Linked DNA regions of Homo sapiens: region 2 is linked to region 1. The links are chromatin contacts, found by Hi-C or POLR2A ChIA-PET in ENCODE. All regions are on one chromosome and are shown on one strand. Each heading gives the region's core, a stretch centred on a gene start or an enhancer-like site at or near the end of the contact. The rest is flanking DNA. Distances are from core to core; before and after follow the strand shown.

Evidence for each region. A loop is a pair of places that touch in the nucleus more often than their neighbours do. ChIA-PET counts read pairs that join two places held with the same protein, here RNA polymerase II (POLR2A). Pooled maps may share reads with other maps.
Region 2: a loop to region 1 is called in a map of CD8-positive, alpha-beta T cell, with 2.7 times the contacts of the local background. The contact joins the promoter of GOLGA7B-DT here to the enhancer-like site in region 1. A Hi-C loop is called at or near these places in 9 of 168 maps with a recorded cell type or tissue (CD4-positive, alpha-beta memory T cell, CD8-positive, alpha-beta T cell, GM11168 and 5 more) and 13 of 50 pooled maps. POLR2A ChIA-PET finds 5 or more read pairs at or near these places in 14 of 52 experiments (CD4-positive, alpha-beta T cell, CD4-positive, alpha-beta memory T cell, CD8-positive, alpha-beta T cell and 11 more).

What each region holds. Positions count from the first base shown.
Region 1 is chr10:97,795,163-97,798,519 of GRCh38, reverse strand. No RefSeq gene overlaps it. Among named protein-coding and RNA genes, the nearest start is that of SFRP5, 25 kb to the right of the region's middle. Within about 2 kb of position 1,684, at least 2 of the 41 ENCODE cell types and tissues checked have a DNase peak (open chromatin) inside an H3K27ac peak, as active enhancers do; they include CD8-positive, alpha-beta T cell, where a contact is called at or near this core.
Region 2 is chr10:97,847,956-97,851,312 of GRCh38, reverse strand. It overlaps GOLGA7B-DT (GOLGA7B divergent transcript), which reads left to right and starts at 1,515. Exons shown (of 3, transcript NR_108035.1): 1 at 1,515-1,647. It overlaps GOLGA7B (golgin A7 family member B), which reads right to left and starts at 1,470. Exons shown (of 5, transcript NM_001010917.3): 1 at 998-1,470. The coding sequence starts at 1,009.

The sequences.
Region 1 (3,357 bases), core at 435-2,934:
GGTGTTTTTTTCCTTAAGTAAGTAGAACACTGGTCACAGCCCTGGTAGAGAAAGCCTAAACTTTTCCTTCTTTGTCAAATCCCTCTCCTAATTTTCAACCTGCAAAAGTCTGGGCAGAGGAAGACCTCATTAGCCTCTGGCTGAAGCCTGAGATGGCAGAGTTTTGTAAGACACAGGAAGGGGCATGGGGGTTGGTACTCTGTTACCTTGGGCAGTAGAGAGGAGTATATGCAAGGACCGGGATAGGAAACCAGATGGGAAAGGTGCAAAGAGGTACCTATGGGAGGGGTCTGAGGAAGCCTGGGAGAACAGAATTCAGATCTAAGAGAGATCCTAAGAGCCTCTGAAGGTTTCAAGTGCACTTAACTGTTTCTCCCCAGAGTGTCTGATTTCCTGTGGCCCAGTCACCCTGACCCTCAGTTGGAATCCCACCACCCTTCCAGGTGGTTCCAGTGGAATGAAACTAAAGCAGCTCTAGACTGCATCTCCCTCACTCATGGCCTCATCTGGTCCACAGAGAACATGCACACCTCCTTTGCTTCACCATCCATAGAAGAGGAGCTGGCTCCCAACACAGGTTTTTTTTCACTTGCTGTCTTTGCTACACCTTTTCAGGCTGAAAGCCAAAGCCCTTCCCATTAGACTCCTTGGGTTCATGTCATGATCCTTGAGCCTCCCAAACTCCAAGAGACACACCCTAGGCTCCTCCAAGGGGTTTCCTTGTAGCCCATCTTATCAGGCTTGAGGGGAGGGGTAACCTCCCTCCCTCACAGGTTGGCACTAAGGGGTTGGGACTCACAGCATAGCCTTCTACAAAGAAATTCTCTCAAATTTCTCCCAAATCTCCAGATCCTGACCCCGTTTTGCCATCTCCCCAGTTCTCAACCACAGTGTGCTGCCCACAGCTCCTTCTGCATGTGGCACCTTTGTCTTCGTGCCTCAGTCAATACTGGAAGAGAAAGAGTCCTGACTTAATATCTCATTCTATGTGTCACTGCAAGTAAATAGAGAAAAAAATCAAGAAAGAGATGGATACTGCACAGTGCTAACAATAATAATCACCAGAAGTTGAGATTATTGGTGAGTTTTATTTTACTTTATGTAGTTTTCAGATTTTCTAAAATGCATTTTATAAGCAGAAAAATTAAATTTTATCTTTAAAAAAGATGTAGGCTGAGCATAGCACTTTGGGATGCCAAGGCAGGAGGATCGCTTGAGGCCAGGAGTTTAAGACCAGCCTGGACAACACAATGAGACCCCCGTCTCCACAAAAGTAAATAAATAAATTATCTGGGCATGATGGTGTGTGCCTGTAGTCCCAGCTATTTGGGAGGCTGAGGTAGGGGGATCACTTGAGCCCAGGAGTTCAAGGTTGCAGTGAGCTACATCACACCACTGCACTCCAGCCTGGGCAACAGAATAAGATCCTGTCTCAAAAAAAAAAAAAATGTGGTTGCCGAAGCAAACATTATTGGTTACCCACCCAACAGCCATTTCCTGACTCCATCCTCACTAAATAGCCCTTGCAAGAATTTTTTTCATGTATTAGGTTGTCAGAACTTCAGAGAAGGCTGGACTCTCCTTGTCCCAGGACTGATACTTGGTCACTCATGGTAACGTCTTTCCCCTTGCCAGCAACTGGCTTAGGAAGGAGCATGTGACTTGATTCTGTCCGATGAGACATGACAGGAAGTCAGCTGGGGAGACTTCTAGGAAATGCTTTCTTGCTCTTAAAAAAAGACACAGAGGATAGGTAAACTGTGGCCAATCAATGCAATCTTGTTATTCAACAAGAAAAAAAAAACGAGCTACCAAGTCATGAAAAGACATAGAGGAAGCTTAAATGTGTATTACTAAGTAAAATAAGCCAGTCTGAAAAGGCTATGTACTATATGACATTCTGGAAAAGGAAAAATGGTGAAGACAGTAAAAAGATCAGTGTTGTCAGGGGTTAGTGGAGAGAGAGGGGTGAATAGGTGGAGCACAGAGGATTTTTAAGACAATGAAACTATTCTGTATGATACTATAATGGTGGATGCGTGTCATTAGACATTTATCCAAACCCATAGAATGTACAACACCAAGAGCAAACCGTAATGAAAACCATGGACTTTGGGAGATGATGGTGTGCCCATGTAAGCTCATCAGTTGTAACACACGTACCACTCTGGTGAGCGGTATGGATAATGGGGGAGGCTGTGCATGTTGGGAGGGCAGCGGGTATATGGGGAATCTCTCTACCTTCCTCTCAATGTTGCTGTGAACCGAAAACTGCTCTAAAAAAATTAAGCCTATTAAAAATAAAAAGTTAAAAAGGGACATGAGAAAAGAAACAGTTCTCTTCTGCCCATTAACAAGGTCCTGTGAGATGGGATGCAGCATCCAGGGACGCACTGAGTATGGAAAGAACACCTGGATTGCTGGCAGGGGGCGCTGAGAGCAGGGCGCTGGGAGTGGGCCCTCCCAGGTGCAGGCAATATGGGAGTGTGCTGGTAGACAATTGGAAACATCAGTAAAACAAACCAAGGGGCCATCTACATGCTATTCTCACCAAGCAATTCCTTTAAGGTATATCAGTGATAAAATACCCTTCCCTAAAAAATCCTTCATTGGTCTAAGTTCTAAACAAGTGACGTGGTTATACTGCTGGGCTTTCATACAAGTTAACTTCCAATTAGCACACTTTCGTGATTTATTCTTTCATAAGCATCATATTCTACATGACAGTTAATTTAGAAAGCTCTCGGTTATTCGGGCAGCCTTAGACACACGCTGACTTAGCTATGCTTGTGATATATTTTTAATTAGTAAACTTCATTTTTAGAGCAGTTTTAGATTTATAGAAAAATTGAGTGCGGGTAGTTTCCCTTAATATTAACATCTTACACTACAGTGGTACATTTGTTACAATTGGTGAACCAATACTGATACACTGTTGTTAATGAAAATCCATAGTTTACATTAGAGTTCACTAATGACCAGCAAAAGCTTTGTACATTCTATGGGTTTTGACCATGTAATGATATTACTCGTCATTATAGTATCACACAGAATAGTTTCACTGTCTTAAAAATCGTCTGCCATCCACCTATTCATCCCTCCCTCCCCCAGCTCCTGGCAACCACTGATCTTTTTGCTGTCTCCATAGCTTTGCCTTTTCCAGAATGTCATGCACTGTAGTTGGAACCACACAGCATACGGCCTTTTCAGATGGGCTTTTCCCCTTAGTACCATGCATCTGAGGTTCGTCAGTATCTTTTCATAGTTTGACAGTGTATCTTATCTCTTTTGCTCACTGAATAACACTCCATTGCATGGATGTACCACAATTTACCATTTACTTATTGAAGGGCACCT
Region 2 (3,357 bases), core at 266-2,765, 53 kb before region 1:
CTCTGCTCTCCCCCAGTGTATGCCAGCTGGATTGGAAATGGGGAGACACCACAAAGGAAGTCAACATCAGAACTGGGGAGACCCTGATGTCCTGAGTTTCGCTCCAAAAATTCAAAGGCAAAAACTTTCCGCTCTGCTGCTGACATGCTGTGTGGAGTAGCAAATTAGTCCTTTCGTTTTCCACACATCACCTTTATCATGTATAAAGTGGGAACATAAAGAGCCCAATCTCCCTCCTGAAATGAGGGGGGAAAGGGCAATCCCTAGGGGTAGAGGGGGGAATCCTCGACCTCAAGCATTATACCAAGATTCTGCCCTTAGCTAACAGGCCCCGTGGTTCAGCCTTCAAGTGCTTGAAGGTGACACACCTATCAGTGCACCTTGAAGAAGGCAGAAACTCCCATCAGATGGAGGGGAAATCTGGACACCCTGGGACAAAAAAAAAAAAAAAACTCGAATGGGGTAAAAAAGCAAGAAGGGTGATATGCAAAAGTGGAGACCAACCATTTGGGTTCTCAGCCTGAGGATGTCTTTGTCCCCTCCCTCCCGCAAAGGAAATGCGGATGTAGAGGTAAGTCTGTCATCCCTTAGCCAAGCTTTTGGGTTCAGAAGCTGACTGCATAGCAACAGCGGACAGCCGCCTTCCCTCCCCTCACACACGCACACACACGCGTCTCCAACCCTCTAGGAAAGCGGTTTCAGGACTTGTGAAGTCCAGGGAAGGGGAAACCCCAGCCTGGGGCCCTGAAGCAACCCTGGCGCTAATGCCAACAAGTGTCGCGGACAGCTTGGGGGCTCAGGTGGGGCGAGGGGAAGATTGACACGCAAGGGGGAGATGAGCCCTCACTAAGCCCCTACCTCCTCCCTCCAGACCTGACCTGGGGAATCACCCCATCCCACCCCCAACTCCCGCCTCCCACTCCTGCCCAGCCCACCCCTAGGGCATTTGGTCCCGCGGCAATCGGGCACTGCCTGCGGGTGGGGCGCTCGCCCCTACCTCGGTGGCCATGATCCGGGGGCGCTCGGAGGCTGTCGCGGGGCCGGGCGAGGGGGGTCTCCGCGGTGCTGACCCCGGGAGCAGGTGGGCGGCGGCGGTGGCGGCGAGCTGGGGCCCGGGGCGCTGTCCGCAGTGCTGATGCGGGCGCCGCGGGCCCGGGCTCAGGTGGGCCGGGGGCGGGCGGGCGGCTGGGTCCAGGCAAGGGGCGCGGCGCTGTCCGCTGTGCTGAGGCAGGCGCCGGGCCCGGGAGGCGAGGCCGCGCCCGAGGCTCCTCACGGCCCGATCGCCCGCTGCCGCGGCTCCTGCAGGCAACGGCCGGGTTTAGCTTTGGCGGCGGCGGCGGCGGGGATGGGGGCGGCCGGGGGAGGAGGGGCCAGGAGCCGCCGCTGGCCGGGAGGGGGAAGCCGCGGCCCCCAGACTCCGGCGCCGCCGGAGAGGAGCCCCGCCCGGGCCACAGGCTCGGCTACCGCCCCGCGCGAGGCCCCGCCTCCCCTTCCTGCCCTCCCCCTCGTGAGAGCCCCGGAGCTCTGCGCTCGCTTCCGTGGCCCCCGGGACATCCAGCCTGAAGGACAGTGGGGCAGGAATTTTTCCGGGGCAAGACGCTTCAGCCTGCAAGGCTGACCGCTCCCGAGCCGCTCGCAGGCCCGCAGGTGAGGCCTCTCTACCTTTCCAGCCACCCCCAGTGCCCCGGCTCTACCCCTCCCTCGCCCCGCCCCCAGCTTCCTCTTTAGAATAATTTCTTTTCTTTCTCTCCCTTTTCCTCTCTGTGTGCCCCCCCCCCATATACACACAGTCAGGCTTGCACGGACGGCCCCTCTTTTCCCCTCTCCTTTGCACTTCCTGGAACCCCACTAGCTAGACAAAGATCCTGCCGACCGCAGAGAATCATTTCCTTTCTTTAAATACGTGCCCACATTTCGTTCTCAGCCATAGCCTGGGGTCCCTTCTTTCAGGCAGCTCCAGAATTGAAGCCAGTCTCTCCTTGCTGCTCTTCCTGGACCTGGTCCCCACCCTTTACTCTTCCCTCTCTCCTCTGCAACCCGAGTTTACATACACGCACCACCACTACCACCACCACTCAAAAACCACAAGCAGATGGTGCCAAACCGGTATGCTCACTCTCCAAGGATGGCAGGTCTGGCTCTGGTGCCACCTTCGCACTTTTGACATCATAAATTCCAACTAAATGATCTATTTGTTTAATAAAAAGGAGACCAGGTGCAGTGGCTCACACCTGTAATCCCAACACTTTGGGAGGCTGAGGTGGGAGGATTGCTTGAGCCCAGGAGTTCAAGACCAGCCTGGGCAAGACCCTGTCTGCACAAAAAATGAAAACATTAGCCGGGCGTTGTGATGTGTGCCTGTGGTCCCAGCTACTCAGAAGGCTAAGGCAGGAGAATCACTTGAATCCAAGAGTTCAAGGCTGCAGCTAGCCATGATTGTGCCACTGTACTCCAGCCTGGGCAATAGAGCAAGAGCCTGTCTCTTAAAAAAATAAAAATAAGGCCGGAAGCAGTGGCTCATACCTGTAATCCCAGCACTTTGGGAGGCCGAGACGGGTGGATCACCTGAGGGCAGAAGTTCAAGACCAGCCTGGCCAACATGCTGAAACCCCATCTCCACCAAAAATACAAAAAAAAATTAGCCAGGCATGGTGGCACCCGCCTGTAGTCCCAGGTACTCAGGAGGCTGAAGCAGGAGAATTGCTTGAACCCGGGAGGCAAAGGTTACAGTGAACTGAGATCACACCATTGCACTCCAGCCTGGGCGACAAGAGCGAAACTCTGTCTCAAAAAATAAATAAATAAATAAATAAATAAAATAGACATAAAAAAAAGGAAACACCAACACAAGTGCCTTTTTACATACCCATAATACCCCTTGGTCTCTTTGAGGGGTGGTGGGGTGTGCTCCTCTGCAGCTCACTGCTGCCTGAGAGTCTGAAGCCCACACACAGGGAGAACCTGGCGGCCAAGAGACCTGGCCCAGGCTTTTCCAGCTGTATAACCTCGAGCAACTGTCTTGTTTTCTGAGCTTATGGTTCTCTTTCTGTAAAATGTGAGTGTTGGATTTCACTAGACTGTTTCTAGGACCTTTTGTTTTTTCTCCAACCTTTTATTTTGACATTTTTAAACATACCAAAATGTTGAAAGAATAGTACAATAAACTATGCCATCTACCTAGCTCCAACAATTGCTTTTTGCCACATTTGCTTTATTGATAGATATGAAAACAGAGCTATATTTGCCTAGATTATCAGAAGGTGACAGATATCGTGGCCGGGCGCGGTGGCTCACGCCTGTAATCCCAGTACTTTGGGAGGCCGAGGTGGGCGGATCATGAGGTCAGGAGATTGAGAC